Regions from separate parts of the Mus musculus genome. Here region 2 is linked to region 1. The links are chromatin loops, found by intact Hi-C in ENCODE. Cell type or tissue: left cerebral cortex. All regions are shown on one strand.

Evidence for each region. A loop is a pair of places that touch in the nucleus more often than their neighbours do. Peaks named below come from ENCODE experiments on the same cell type or tissue, not always from the same donor. Only the 100,000 strongest peaks of a DNase experiment are listed, where the experiment ranks them.
Region 2: it touches region 1 in a loop (8-fold over the local background); 33 of 42 quality-filtered maps call a loop at or near these places.

What each region holds. Positions count from the first base shown.
Region 1 is chr11:66,980,174-66,988,173 of GRCm38, reverse strand. No RefSeq gene overlaps it. Among named protein-coding and RNA genes, the nearest start is that of Gm12299, 18 kb to the left of the region's middle. In left cerebral cortex, CTCF peaks have their summits at 3,122 (motif pointing right) and 5,209; DNase peaks (open chromatin) are centred at 3,124, 3,405, 3,867 and 5,118; H3K4me3 peaks cover 1,111 bases; H3K27ac peaks cover 666 bases.
Region 2 is chr11:66,902,630-66,910,629 of GRCm38, reverse strand. It overlaps Gm12298 (predicted gene 12298), which reads left to right. Exons shown (of 4, transcript NR_033539.1): 4 at 4,726-4,998. It also overlaps the pseudogene Gm29712. Among named protein-coding and RNA genes, the nearest start is that of Pirt, 5.4 kb to the left of the region's middle. In left cerebral cortex, a CTCF peak has its summit at 4,634 (motif pointing left); DNase peaks (open chromatin) are centred at 4,378 and 4,597.

The DNA of each region.
Region 1 (8,000 bases):
GGGCTTCGTGCAAGGCACTGTGCATGCGAGCAGTTCTATAGGGCCCGCATTCACAGACGAAGATAATGGAGGCACAGAGTTATCAGTCAGTGTTTCCAAACACACACACTTGACTGGACTGACTCGTGAGCCCATGATATTGGAAGAGTTTGGAAGTATCAAGATGTGTCTTCAATATGTTTCTGCCAAGTGTCCATTCTTCTGAGATAGAACCAGATGATGTGTCAGGGATGGCTAGAGAATCAACATCCACTCTCCACAGCACAGAAGTGGTCCTCAGCACGGAAGCCTTTAGTGGGATCCTGGCCCTCTATAATCTGGCCTGTTGGAAAAGTGACATCTTAGGTTATTGATCTCTCTAACATGTGCCTGTGTGAAGTGTGTGTGTGCAGATTTTCTCCACCTGTATGCACTGGGCTTCCCAAACGTTCCTAAGGCCGGGAGCCTTGCCACTTCCTTGGTTTCCAGGTGGGGTTTACGTGTTTGCTCCCTGAGACCATGAATGACCTGCCAGGAGAGATGCCCGCTGACTTTGAGCACTGCTACCATGTAAGGAAGCTCACGGTGCACATTAGTGACCTGCAGATGCACTGACGTGGGCCCGAGCCAGCAGCTTGCATCATGCCCCAGCAGCGTGAGAGAGTGAGGGTCCAGATGACTCCAGCCCACGCTCTCCAGACTGTGTGCAACAGAGATGAGGTACCCCAGCTGAATGCACCCTGCCCAAGTGGCAAGTCTGTGTCAAATGATTTCTATTATTATAAGCTATCATAGTTCAGTTATACAGTGGCTGTAAGTGGGAAACCTTGCACCATGGCATTCCTGGGTGTGCCCAGCCTTCCCACTCATTTCCCCCGTCTCCACATGCTTCCTCCAAGTGGCTCATGATGCTCAGAGTAAAAGTCAAGGCCTCAAAAGGTTCTCCTATGTTTCTTCCTCCACGGATCTCATCTGGTTGCTCTTTCTTGAATGCCTTGGGCTCATGGCTACCACAGGGTCTTTGCACCTGCTGTTTCTGTCCTGCATCCAGATATTTCCATGCTGCCCCCTCATTGACTTTAGTCAGTATGGGCTCTGCCACTCTCAGATCCTAACACTTCCTGCCATCTTTTTATTAACTTGTCTTTTCTTGAGTACCAATCGTGTGTGTGTGTGTGTGTGTGTGTGTGTGTGTGTGTGTGTGTTCATATGCAAATGAGTAGCCATCTTGTTCCTCTGTCTCTTCACTGACTGGAATGACATCTCTCTGAACTTTGCCTGTGTGGTCCACTGCTGTGTACCCAGTACCTGGCACAGAGTATTTGATAAATATTAGTGGAATAAATGACTGCTCTGAATTCATGCCCAGGGGACCTGAAACCCTGCTAGGTGAACTTGGACACGCAGCTGCCTTCATTTACTCCAGCATCACTGCCATCAGAACAAGTGTGGCCATCTTCGGTTCTAGTGGACCAGGGCTCTGCCACCCAGGTCTGGGGAGAGCATCAGGTATATGACTGTAGCCTTGACTTTAACACAATCAACAAAATGCATTGCTCAAAAAAATATGTGCCACAACTTGTACAAAAGGAACTTGAAATGCCGTTGCTCCCATTTTCTGGCTGGCTGACTTAGGACTTTCAGAGCTTCATGGTCCTCAACATTCTTTTGAGTCCTGATAGCTGAAAAGGCCATGAGATGTCCAGGAGACCCAATAACCCTGGGACCTGGTGATCTCCTGCTTAGGTGTGGGTACAGGTTAGTTAGAAAAGGGGGGATGTCCAGCTCAGAAAAGCAGTGTGCATCCATTATGTATTGAGTCTCTCTCTCTCTCTCTCTCTCTCTCTCTCTCTCCTGTGTGTTGAGGAAAAGGGAATCACAATGATACTTTCAGGTTCGTCCCCTGTGACATTATGGATGGTCCCTGGTGTGCCCCCAGGGTTTTTAAAATTTTATTTATTTTTATTAGATATTTTCTTTATTTACATTTCAAATGTTATCCCCCTTCCTAGTTTCCCCTCCAAAAAAAACCCCTATTCCCCCCCCCGCCCCCCCTGCTCAATAATCCACCCACTCCTGCTTCCCAGCCCTAGCATTCCCCTATACTGGGGCATATAACCTTCACAGGACCAAGGGCCTCTCCTCCCATTGATGACTGTCTAGGCCATCCTCTGCTACATATGCAGCTGGAGCCATGAGTCCCACCATATTGGTTGGTGGTTTAGTCCCAGGGAGCTCTGGGAATACTGTTTAGTTCATATTGTTGTTCCTCTTATGGGGCTGTAAACCCCTTCAGCTCCTTGGGTACTTTCTCTAGCTCCTTCATTGGGGACCCTGTGCTCTGTTCAACAGATGGCCGTGAGCATCCATTTTTGTGTTTGTCAGGCACTGTCAGAGCCTCTCAGGAGACAGCTATATCAGGCTCCTGTCAGCAAGCTCTTGTTGGCATCCACAATAGTGTCTGGTTTTGATGGTTGTTTATGGGACTCCCCCCAGGTTTTAATGGGCATAAAGTTCTCTGAAATGTAAGCATAACTTTTCTATGCTTCTATTTTATTTCACTGATAACACGGATTTCAACCTCAAGTACACTTTAGCCTCCCAGGAGACCTCCTACAATGCTGGTGTGCAAGCATCTCCCTACAGTGGCTAAGTGTGACTCTGGACACGGAACCCGACATCGGTATGCTTCAGAGGTCCTGCAGGCGATGAACTTCGGCCAGGACTGTGCTTCACAGTATTTGTGAGGATCAAGACATTTTACCGGGAATTAAAGAAAATCTCCCTAACCTTGGACTCTAGGGGGTTTAGTACTTAGTTCTGTCGTCCTGATACCTTTGACCTTGAGCAGGTTTCTGGGTCTTTTCAATCCTGATTCTATTCCTTGGTAAAGTGAAAGTAATTATGACTTCCCACCTGCTGCTGGCCCATGGTTGTAAAATCTATGTGCAAAAGGGCTTTGTAAATCTCCAAAGGCTATACGAATGCCAGAAAGAAATTGTTAGAATTATATGTGCCAGTCTCTCGTAGCGACCCCAAAATGGGCACATTCTTACAGGAACGTTGTGTTGAAAACAAAGCCAAGGGCACGGTTCAAAATTTGCTAAAGCTAAACCAATGCTTGTGAATCCAGGATTGGACACGAGATGGCGCAAGCTTCACGGCACAGTCACTAGGTGGCGGGGAAGGGGGGGGTGCGGTGCCGCTGCGGGGCTGATGATTTTCGATCTGCTTATGGTTAAATGCAATTATTTATGGAAAGAATCATCTAACTATCAAGATTTGAGGCCGTGCACCCTTCTATCCGTGCACAGTCGGTTGGCAGAGTCCATCTTTTCTGAGCCCCTTCTTTTCGTTCTTTCTTTGAATATTTTTAGTTATTGTAATCAAAATCCTCTTTGGCCTGGCGCGCTCAGATTTACGAGCAGCATCAAAAAGCTTTGTGTCTGGCAGTGAACCAGGAAGGAGGCCTCTTTGGCTCCTCTGCAGACTTAATTAGCTCCGGAGCTCTTCTTTCTGTCATCCCAGGCTCCGCCGACCTCCTTTGGGTTTTCTGGGGTGGGGGTGGGGTGGGGAGGTGGTGTCACATTTCCTGCCTTTCTCCACCCCTCGGTGGGCCCACTCTTTGCAAGTCACTTTAGGGAGATGTAGATGTCAGGGAGGGTAATTGTAAAAACTGGCCGTCAATTAAGGAAGCAGAGACTTCTAACCGAAGGAAACCAAACCACGACATTGCAGCTTAGATTTTCTTGTAAGGCTTACACTGAGTTTTCTTTCTTTCTATGGGGCTTAAGAAAAGCACATCTGACATGTGAACATTTATACCGTATGACTCAACCAGTGCCAGTACATGCAAACATTTCAGAGCAGTATGGTCCAAGTGAGTCAATAATGCGTTGAGCTGGCCCTCGTTCTCACAGGCAGAAAAAGCCAGGGCTTTTCAGTGACTCCTGTCTTGTTAGTGCTACTCTCAGTCCTAGAGAACAGGAATAAGGTGACAGGGACTCCACACATTTTACCATCCCCCGACACCCTGGATCCCCAGCTGCCCAATATTTAGGCTGATCGAAAGTGAAGGGTGGGCTTTGTTGATAAGGTCTTAAAAATGCAAGAAACACCCCTGGACAAACTCCACTGTTAGCTAGTGGAGTGACTGACATCATCGTGGCCACTTGAGTGGAAGTGCTTGAGTGGTCACATGATCCAGTGAAGCACGACAGGTATATGGTCTGAGTGAAGGTGGTCTGTACAGTGTTGGTTTCTAGAACAAGGTCCCAACTGTGACACTCTGCCTAGGTCCCCTGGTCTGTGTTTTGTTTTCCCCAGCTGTGTGCCCTCCCTATTCCCGGATAATTACTCATTTCTTGCCCCTCTTCTTCAACACAACGCCTTTCAACCTCTTTCCTTCCTTGTAGAACCTCCCTTTTCACCTCTAAGGAATCCTTGTTTGCTAGAGGCCTCCGAGTCCTCTTGTCCTTGCAGATTGTGATGCTTGTTAGACTCAGTCCTAAGTCAAACACACTGTCTCTGGGGTTTGTCGCCAATCTTTTGAGCAGGGCAGACATGAGAGCTGCTGAAAGTGAAATCAGATCATAGCATGAGGTGCTTGAGTGAACGTCACCTGCATGGAACAGATGTTTCCAGTCAAGGAAGGCCTGCTTTCTTTTTGTGTCACGGCGGGGAGGAGCCTTGGCTGCCTGGCTTCCACATCTTTATACATTCTGTCCCCTCTGCTAGGGGTCCTCTTCCCTCCACGGCTTTTAAAAATACTTCTCCCAATATTTCCTTTTACAGGGTAACTGGTTTATGTCTTCATCCTGGAAGAACGTAACCTCCGAAGTTATTTGTTAGCAATTGGCAAACATCATTCAAGTCATGAACGACATCTGGTGAATTGGTACAGAAGTCGCTCCCCAACTTGTCTGCACTTCCTCGTGCCTAGCGTTTATTTCTCGGTGCCCGTGCCTTCTGCCTGGCCAGCTGATGTGCTTTGACCATCAGGACAAGATACAAGCAGGGTGTGGAAAAAAGACAGACATTATATGTTCTTATCGTCACTTGCTGAACTTGGAAACCAACAATTATCATGTCAGAAGCCTGGATCAGTCTGCTGGATGACCAGAAACACAGGAGCCAACTGTCCCTCTTGCTCTGGTCTGCAGCTGGCCAGTCAGCAGGCACAGCGCAAGAGCACGGGGCTGTCATGTGTCCTGCTACACAGAGCCCAGCCGACAGGGGTCAGGCCATGGCACACCAGAGCCTGACAACACGCAGAATCATGAACTCAGGAAACAGCTCTTGTTTTAAGCTGTTTTGTTCTGGGGCGGCTTGTCAGACAAAGGAAGCTGACAGGACTGAATCATTAGACAGAAAAGTATTGAAACCATGAGTGCATTGAAACTATGGAAAATTGCTTTTCCCTAGGTAGCATTAACTGTCAACTTGACACAGCCTACAGCATCAGTTTTCAACCTGTAGGTTGTGACTCCTATGGGGGTTGAATGACCCTTCCACAGGGGTCACCTATAACCATCAGCAAACACAGATATTTATATGACGATTCACAACAGTAGCAAAATTACAGTTGTGAAATAGCAACAAAAATAATTTTATGGTTGAAGGTCATCATAGCCTGAGGAACAGTGTTAAAGGGTTGAAGACTTAGGAAGGTTGAGAACCACTGGTCTAGAGTCACCCAGCAAGACAGTCTCAAGTGATGGAGTTCCCAGATCTGTTTGGCCTGTGGGAGAGTGTCTTGATGGTTAATTGCTGTAGCAGGGATCCAGCCCTCTGAGGGTGGCCTGTTCTCTGGGCATTTGAGTCTTGGCTGTATAAAATAGCTAAGTACAAGTCTCCAAGTCTTCCAGTCACGAAGCAACACTCCTCCATGTTTTCCACTTCCAGTTCCTGCTTGAGGTCTGACTTCCCTCCATGATGGACTGTGACCTGGAAGCTGAAATAAGCACCCTACCCCAGTGTTGCTTTTTGTCGCATGAGCATCATGTCACTGCAACAGAGAGGGAATTAGAAACATGACTTGTTATAAAAATCAATGGGGAAAGGAATGCATACATGTCACTGCGAGATTAAGTAAAAAACTGACTAATATGCAATAAACGGCATCACCAGCCAACATAGTGAGACTCTGCATCAAAAAACAAAGACAAATGAAAAGTAAGCTGTTTCGGTAAATATTAAAAAAGAGAATCAGCCCATTCCTGCGCTAGTGCTGGCATTAGTGGACCAGAGGGCTCCAGCTGGGCGATCTCAGCTCGGAGGTCTGTCTGTCTGCCAACTCTCCAGCAGGGCCAGATTCTCTGAGTTCCCTTGCAGATCGCTGCCACCAGCCCCTCTCTCTGCCGCCAGTTTCTCTCAGCCCGCCAACTCAACACCCTTGAACCTTAAAAGTAACCAATTTATGTGTCAATAAATTCTCAATTTACAAGATGCCAATACAATAATTTCAGAACCAATTGATAATGATTAAAGCTTTATCCCAATCATTCTAACCTTATGATATCGTAACTACCTGTGGCTGATTAAAACCACGCTGGTTGATCTTGCTTTCTCCCTCCCCCTCTCTCTGACACTCTCTGTCCCTGCAACTCTTTGCTCCGCCTCCCTTTTCCTGTCCAATCACAACCTTCCTGCTGCCCTAATGTAATTGGACAGGGAAAATCCTGCAAGAGTAAGCAACCCTTGGAGCTGTCTTGTGTCATAGACTCAGATGGCAGCATGCAGAAAATGCAAGAACAAGTTAGTGTTGGAGTGCCAGGGAACTCAGAAGTCTTATTTTGTCTTATTATTCATGTACAATGTACGTTCAAAAACGAAGAAAAAAACCCTCCAACCGTGCATGCAAACATCGTTTTTATCACACGACCACAGCCCTGTGTCCTTTTCATGACAAATTCTTAGCACAGAAAAAAAAAAAATTCAAGGGTAAAATGATCATTAGGAAACAACACTTCTTCCATGCTCAGAAAAAACAAAACAAAACAAAACAAACTGTTAGTCTTATACATGTTAACTTCCAATTTTATGACTTTTCCCTAAGCAAGACTTTTCTAAACCAAGGTGCATACTACAAGAGTTTGAAGACCTGAGATGGGACTTTCTGAAATGATCTGGTAAGGTCTATTTGGCCCCACAGCCTCCCGTCTTGGAGCTAAGTTAAGGATAATTTTCTGATCCACAGTCCATGAGAGGCAGGGCTCCTCCGGGCTACACAGTCTCCTCCAGATCTCTTCTCCCTGCTTGTTCATAGGTTGTGGATGCTTATCCTTGTTCTCTCTGCTACACTGTGACCTACTTGAGTTTGTCACACACCATTCGGTCCTACACTTTACCACAGTACAAATATTTATTGAATGAGTGTTATTGGCACACTATTTACTCATAAAACCAATACTGGAATTTCCCATATTTGGCAATGACAAAATTTCTGCAGTATGTTGTCTACCTGTGATTGATGCAAAATGACTTTGGGCAGGTTGGTCTCGACTGTTAAGAGTTTACCACACAGCCTCAGTTCTCAGCCCTGTGCTGGGAGCAACACAATAAGCCTGGTGGGAATATTTATACTATGGGTATGGGCAAATCAGGATGATGTCTCTGTTTTTAGATTATTAGGTTATTATCAGTACACCATGGATTTTTACTGTGTTTCTGATTGGAAGAGTAATGTTTGAGAACTGTTGACTTGGGGTCAGCCAATTGTGGCTCGAGGATCAAATATGCCCTGTTGCTTGCTTTTGTGTTCCTCATGATCTCTTTTTCTGTCTGTCTGTCTGTCTGTCTGTCATCTGTCTGTCGCTCTCTCTTTCCCTCCTTCTCCCTCCCCCTCTCCTTCTCCCTTTCCCCCTTTCTCTCTGTGTAAACATTTCAAAGTTTTGTTAGAAAGACAAAAACAAAGAAAAAGGAGGAAGAAGAAAAAAGATGACCAGGCAAGGTGCAGAAAGAAAGCTAACACTGTAGACTGTGACTGCTTAATAGCTAGCCTTTTGGCTGACCCTTGACTT
Region 2 (8,000 bases), 78 kb after region 1:
TATTTATATAATAATTCACTATTTACTACAAAACCCCATGTGGCGTATAAAGAGATATATTGCTATTCTCTCTTTGGCCTTACACAAATTAGTTCTCTAAGCCTTCCTTTATTAATGGACTCATTTATTTATTAGATGTTACCATCCCTAATTTAAATTACATTTATTTGTTTTGTGTATAGCAGGCACGTGTGTGTGTGTGTGTGTGTGTGTGTGTGTGTATGGTGGGAGTGGGGTAGGTTGTCAAAGGACAACTTGCCAGAATTGGGAGTAGTTTTCTTTTTTTTTTCCCCTCACCACTCAGGTCAACAACCTCGGTTGCTGGCTTGGTGGTAGGTGCCTTTACTTACTAAGCCAACTTGCTGGCTCCCATCATGAAGTTTTAATAAGAAATAAATGAGAAGATGCGTATTGCAATTACCTGAAGAATATTCATGTGGAATGTGTATTTATAATATATGCATGCAGAAAATATACATAAAGTACTTGAAATTAGGGGTCAGACTGGGACAGAATGGCATCTGCAGGCTCCCTCTAGCAGAGCAGAGGAGGGAGGAAGACAGTTGGCTCTAGGCTGTAGGCTTTGGGGGGGGGGTTGAGTTGATGGGGTTGCTGTTCAGGTTTAGCATTGATGGGGGTAGTAAACAGGTCCTGGCAATGGCCTCTGTTTCAGACTCATTATTAAACCTCATCATTTCTCTAGTTTAAAGTTCTGCTGCCTTGTTATTGGTAAATGCAGTTTTCCACACAACCATGAGATGCTAAGGTGACTAACCTTCCGTGTTCGTCTGGAAATAGGTGAGTTTCCTGATGTGAGATTTTCAGAGCTAGAAATATGTATGCCCTAAGTAGAACGAACTGGTTTCTTTAGTAAAAACTAGTAAACAATGCAATATCAGTTATGTTGGGGATTGGTTTCAATGCTTTGAATTAACTCGGCCCCCAAAATTGGGACTCTGAGTATCCAAATGCTGAAGGTCCTTGTACCCAGCTGGTTTTTGACTGATTAGTAAAGAGCCAATGGCCAATGGCTGGACAAACAGACTGAGGCGGGCCTTTTAGATTTGCGAGGGAGAGGAACTGGGAGAAAGGGACAGGGAATTGCTGTGATTTGGAGAGAGGCAGACAGGTCAGATTTAGAGCTGCAGAAGGAAAGTCATCTGAAATGTAGCTGAGAAGGAATGTGGACTCCGGAAGGGCTGCCCGGAAGGGTCTTGGGCAGCAAAGACTAGGGGGCCACCCAGAAGGAGCCAGGGCAACAAAGATAGAATATAGAATTAGAGGGCATTAAGCCAGGATTACAGGGGGGAAATGTGTGGTAGCCATGGGAAGGAGTAGAACTGCCCAACCTTTGAGTTAGCCAAGGCATTTTCAAATTAACTGCTGTGTGTGTGTGTGTGTATGTGTGTGTGTGTGTGTGTGTGTGTATCTTTTATTCGAGAATCCAGATTGCTCCTGGGTAGGTACACACGAGCAACCCGCCAGGAGCCAAAGCAGCCTAACTGAACTCACAACTACACAGTTAGCGTCTCTCAGCTGGTGTAACTGGACTTGCTCCTTCTGGAATGTTCTTTCTGTTTGTCTTCATTTTGCTGACTGAGATTGGCCTCACCTCCTCTGGGCCTTCATAGTTGGTCACTTTTTTGACCTATTACACTTGATATCTGCATCTTCCCTACTCTTTCTCACAGTCTCTCCAGCTCCTTGGAGGGCCTTTCCTCAATAGAAAATTATTATGAAATATTTTCAAATTAGAAAAATGGGAAAAGTTGCCTAATTAACCACCGTATGCCCCTGCTGCGGTTATTTCTGGAACAACGATCAGTGATCACACTTTTTTTTAAAAAATATTTTTTATTAGGTATTTTCCTCATTTACATTTCCAATGCTATCCCAAAAGTCCCCCATACCCTCCCCCCCCAACTCCCCTCCCCACCCACTCCCACTTTTTGGCCCTGGTGTTCCCCTGTACTGGGGCATATAAAGTTTGCAAGTCCAATGGGCCTCTCTTTCCATTGATGGCCGACTAGGCCATCTTTTGATACATATGCAGCTAGAGTCAAGAGCTCTGGGGTACTGGTTAGTTCATAATGTTGTTCCACCTATAGGGTTGCAGATCCCTTTAGCTCCTTGGGTACTTTGTGCTCACACTTTTTAAAAAATTGTATCCCCCTTACACTTATTTATCTATTGATTGTTTATTTATTCATTTATTTATTTTCCAGTGTTTTTAGGCTCTTTAATATTGGAGGATGAGAAGAAGCTGTCAGTGGGGAGATGGCTCTGAGAAAATTTTCAGGCCGCGTAGTTCTCTAAGTCACTCAATCATCGTGCAGATCTGAGCCTTGATATTCACGGAGTCCTTAGTGAGGTTGTCGCTGAGCTCTGTGAGGAGAGAACTCTCGCTGTCAATGAACTTGAGAGCTTCAGCCAGTGTCACTCCAGAAAACACACACACACACACACACACACACACACACACACACACACACACATATATCCCAGGGCCACATAGATGCATGAAGTATCTGGGATCACTGTGTCTGTCAACGAAGTTACAGCCCTAATCCACCTGCATATATAACTGAGTGATTTGTTTCCTGGAGTCACTCAATGACGTTTCTGAAGGAATACAGACAGCTGCTCATATATCTTGTCTTGATGGTCCAGAACCTTTTGCAGGCCTCACTACAAGTCACTGGTAAAGGCCTTATACCACAGCATTTCCCCCCCACCCCCGCAGTACCCAAGGCCTGCTGTTTTGGGGGTGTCTCCATGATGGGTTCCTTAGGACCACGGGTAATAACTACACTTTTTAACTGAGGCACATTTCACTCATCTCTTCAGAGCATCATTGCAAGTCCTAGGGATGTTTACATTACATGGGTCAAAGCACGCCTCCTTTCGTTTTCTGCTGTAAGAACCTATAAACACAAGTCCATCAGAATCACACACAGGACTGAAATATTCCATTCCATGAGCTCAGCGCTCAGGTTTGTACGACCCTCATCTTCTTACAGTCAATTTCTTCTGAAAAATATCCAAACAGCAGTGCAGCTATGGCTCTTGGTGCCTGGTGTCCTGAGGAGCCTCTCACTGGCGGGAGTCTCCTTCCTCCGCCCCTGCATCTTATTTATGGAGAATACCAGATCTTTTGACTTAGGAGACTTCTCACATCATAGCTTTTTCTTTTTTAAAATTTAAATAATTTATTTGGTGAATTTAACAAGTAAAAGTGTGTGTACCTATCTTGTAAAATACAATGTTTTGAAGTACCTAAATATACCAGGATGGATAAATTGCCCTAACTTATATTACTGTGTGTGTTCATCATCTTCCCCCACATTCTGATCTTGAATATGGCCTCTTGAGTCACTTACCAGTTTTCTCCACTCTGCAAGGCTGTGTCTGAAACTCCACAAAGACCTCAGATTCTCCTATACTGCCTTGGTCTGGAAGAGGCACACAATTCCAATTGCTGGTGAGGTACCTGGCAGTGTCTCTGTGTCCCCTGGTCCTCACAGTAACCTGTGATATAGTCAGGCTGCAGCTTCTCTGTGACCAGTCACTAAGACCAAGACTTGAATTCAGGGATCATCTCTCCCTCCCCCTCCCTGCCTCTCAAGAAGACAGACTTAAGACACAGGAACTTGCTAGACATTCAGATCTGAGCTCTTCTTCAGAGCAGGCCCTGCCCTAACCAAGCACAGGCCTTGCTGTTCACTGCCAATGCAGTCTAGGGACCAAGCCTGCGTGAGAGCCTGGGGTTGAGGCTAGCAAGGGTGGGGAAGTGTGGGTGGGAGTAAGGAGAAAAAGCACAAGAAAAAAAGCACCGATGTCTTTCACTTTTCTACATCATTTGTACACTGTAGTGTAAAACCCACAATGGTAGCGCATCACCATAAAAAATGCCGAGATGGCGGACAATGGTAGGGCACACCTTTAATCCCAGCACTTGGAAGGCAGAGGTAGGCGGATTTCTGAGTTTGAGGCCAGCTTGGTCTACAGAGTGAGTTCCTGGACAGCCAGGGCTACACAGAGAAACCCTGTCTCGGGAAAACAAAACCAAACCAAAACAAAAATAAACAAAAAGCCTAGAACCTTCATACATTCTTGGAGAATATGTCCGTCCTTCCGTCCTTCCGTCCTTCCGTGTGCTCCCAGCTTCTACTTTCTTTAAGCATTCCGCCCACCCCCTTGTCTATCCTTCTTCCTTTGCTCCTACCTGGCACTCCACGCAGGCACCTGACAATTCTCAAAATGTCTTAAGTTCCTAGAGAAACACTCCAGGGGATAAGGCCCCTTCTCCTCAGAGCTGTTAGTGGAGCAGATGGTGTGAGACAGCAAGCAGCTGGGTCCCGCCTGGGGAAAAATAGAGCGCAAAGGCGGTGAAGGAAATGTTATTGTGGGGAGAAGTCCTCTGGGGACAGGAAGAATAAACCAGAGGTAGAGGTGTAAGGGCGCGACAGGGACCATCTTTTTTTTGAGGAGTGATGCGGCTCCCAGGCCGATCTTATCTGCTAGGATCTGTCCTTTTAGCTGCTAGGGAAAGGGCTGGGTTGCCTGGTGCTCCCAGTCGATAAAGGCCGGGCCTGGCGGCGCCAGAGGGCGGCAGTAGCCCGCTCCTTGGGTGTGACTGCCATCTAGTGGTAAATTCCGGGTAAAATTACTTTCTGTAGTCTTGCTGTATGATTTCTCATGTATTCGTGTTATTCTGTCTTCTAGAAAAATGTAGTGCGGCCCTTACCGAAGTCTGAGTTGATGGTGGAATAGCCAACGATCTTGGAGACCATTAGGCTCTGCCTTCGGGGAGTCTTATAAGCCACCCCAGACACAAGCCTCCGCGTTCATACTTGCTAATAGATGCATCAAACACTCAGTCCACTGCATACTTTTGTGTCAAAGACTGGGGTCCACTCACTAACCCTCCCTTTCCAACATTGCTATTTTGTTTAGGAAAAAAAATTCTTTATTTGGACAAACAGTCTAGACTGAAGTAAAAAAATAAAACCCACAACATCTCATGACTAAACCCATTTATTTCACTTTTCTCTAATAACCACTGTCAAATGTTCAGTCACAGGCTATTAAATAGGCTGCCCTATTTAACTTCACTACGCACACACTCAGGATCTTCCTGCTTGGGTGTGGCCTCTCTGAGGGTCTTGTCACGGCTATTTGCTTTGGGCTGCAAAGAGAGAAAAGTCCCGTTGGGAGGGGAAAATGTTTAGAGAGGCATGTGTGCATCCTTTTGGCCGAGGCTGGAAGTAGTGTCTGTCTCTTTTGCATCCTGTATTGGAGAGCTTCTAGTCACGTGGCCACATCCAACTGCAAGGGGGATGGGAAATGTTGTCTGGCTATGCATTCAGAGAAGCAGCAGCTAGGTCTTGATGCAAACTATATTTTCTACCAGTGTTAACCAAAGCCAGTACCTCTTTTGTGTTCCCTTTTTATTGCTGTGTAACAAAATATCTTCAAACGTAGTGTACTGGCACAGTAAACATGTATCGTCCCACATAGATTTTGTGAGCTAAAAGGTGGAGTAACTTAGTTGGTGATTGTCAGCTCAGGAAGTTATGGCCAAAATGACAGCCAAGGCTCTGTGCCCTTTAAAAGCTTAACTGAGGCTCCCAGATACATTCCAGTGAGCTGGAGAGTTCTTGGCAGCAGTTGGCAGGCTAGTGTTCATCCACAGTCAACTTGCTTCCCCAGTAGAAGCAGATCTAGAGAGGAGCCATGCACTACTTTTTCTGTTCATCTTAGTCATTAGTAACATGTTAGAGAGAGAGAGAGAGAGAGAGAGAGAGAGAGAGAGAGAGAGAGAGAATGAATCCACCTTTCAGAAGGAGGCTTGTATAAGAACTTAGGGATGAATTTAAAAATCAACGTGATTTTAAGGAAAGGAGAGCTGTAGGAGGGTCTTTCAATGCTCCTGGAAACCTTAGAACGTTTGCTGTGTGAGTACAATTTTCTGCCATTATAACTGAGTGTCACAGAGTTTACCGAGACGGGGTTTATTGGCTAAGAAGTTCTAGAGGCTGTCTTGTCTAAGGTGTGGTGCTGAGATTGATGAGGGCTTCAGCACTGGGTCCTAATGTGGCCAGGCCAAGTGAGAGTTTGACAGAAAGACAGAGAAAACCAATCAAACTCTAGCTTTGTATTTGGAGCCTCTTCCTGGGATGATGCACTAACTCACTTGAGAGGCAGGAGCTCTTGTGAGCTCGTCATCTCCTAAAGCCACCCCCCTTCCCCCGGCCCCCCCCCCCCCGACAATTGCGGTGTCAATTCAGTTTCAGCATGAGTCTGGGGAGGGATAAAATCATAGTATCCACTCTTCCCACCCCCCTCCTTCTCACCGCTTTGGCTGTGAGTATGACTATCATTGCAGCGGACACCAGGGGACAATGAAGGATTCTTTTTTTTTTTGTTTTGTTTTTTGTTTTTTGAGACAGTTTTTTTTTTCCCCCTCTGTATAGCCCTGGCTGTCCTGGAACTCACTCTGTAGACCAGGCTGGTCTCAGACTCAGAAATCCGCCTGCCTCTGCCTCCCAAGTGCTGGGATTAAAGGCGTGTGTCACCACTGCCCAGCACAGCGAAGGATTCTTAAGAATGGAATTAACCACTAATGAAAGTCAACCAAAAAAAAATGAATGGAGTCGGGGACACTGGTGGTATTTTACAGCTGTCCCTGTTGGGCCTTCTAGACTAAATGATGGGAAAAGATAAGTGGTCATCTTATTTAAGCCATTGTTTGTCTTAGTCATGGTTTCTAATGCTGCTGTGAAACGCCATGACCGAAAGCAAACTGGGGGAAAGGGTTTATTTGGCTTACACTTCAACGTTGTAATCCTTCACTGAAGGAAGCCAGGACAGGAGCTCAAACAGGGCAAGGAACCCACAGGCAGAAACTGACGCAGAGGCCGTGGAGGAGAGTTGCTTACTAACTTGCTCATCATGGCTTGCTCAGCCTGCTTATGGGATCCAGGACCACCAACCCACGAGGAGCCTCACCCACAGAAAGCTCCGTCCACCCTTCTCCATCAGCCACTAATCAGGAAAGTGCTCTACAGCCGGATCTTACAGAGACATTTTCATTCAGTTGAGATTTCCTCCTTTCACATAACTCTAGCTTGTGTCAAGATGACAAAAATAAATAAATAAATAAATACATAAATAAATTGGCCACAACAGAGTGCTTTCAGCAGGATGTCTATTGCATAGAATCTCACGGATGCAGCTGCAGTGTGCCAGGACAGGCTCTGGGGGAACCATTTGGATGAGAAAGGGTCACTGCTCTTCAGAGGGACAGGGATAAATGCTGAGTAGCACACAACAGAAAAGAGTGCCATTTTTATACAACCCAAAGAATGTGACGTCATGCATGAGAGTCAACCTACGCAACTCAAGCCACATCCATCCATGATTTTAGGATGTCATGCTTACTGCTTTACACGTGTGCCTAGAACACAGTGGAAGGTGTTCAGCAAAATGGGTTCAGAGATCAAAACAACTACAGCATGTTTTCAAGTGGAAAAAGAAAGAATCTAGCGATGCAGGGAGTCTTTTACTACCTACCTCAGCTTCTGGTCAGCTTGGAAGACAAGGCCAGTCGGGTGGGGCGCTTAGGAACTACACTCAGCAGATGAAGTAAAACTCAGCAGAAGGAGTAAGCGCTTATCTTTATTGGTTATTTGTTTTTGAGACAGTCTATGTAGCCCAGGCTAACCTTCTACTTGCTCCTATCCCGTATCCACCTCCCAAGTGCTGGGATTACAGATGAGCAAAACCACACCCAGCCTGTGGACGTATCCCTGCTCCTGCACACAGATTGATTTTTGGCATTTAGTCTGGTTCAAAATCTCCCTCTTGAAAATCAGAAGAACAATCCAGCATAGTGTGGTGGGAGTACTAACCTACTTAACTAATGAGGTCATTTGCTGTGCTGAGGATCTCATCACGGCTGTGGGTAGAACTTCTCGAAGAGTCTTGCTGCCCAAAGG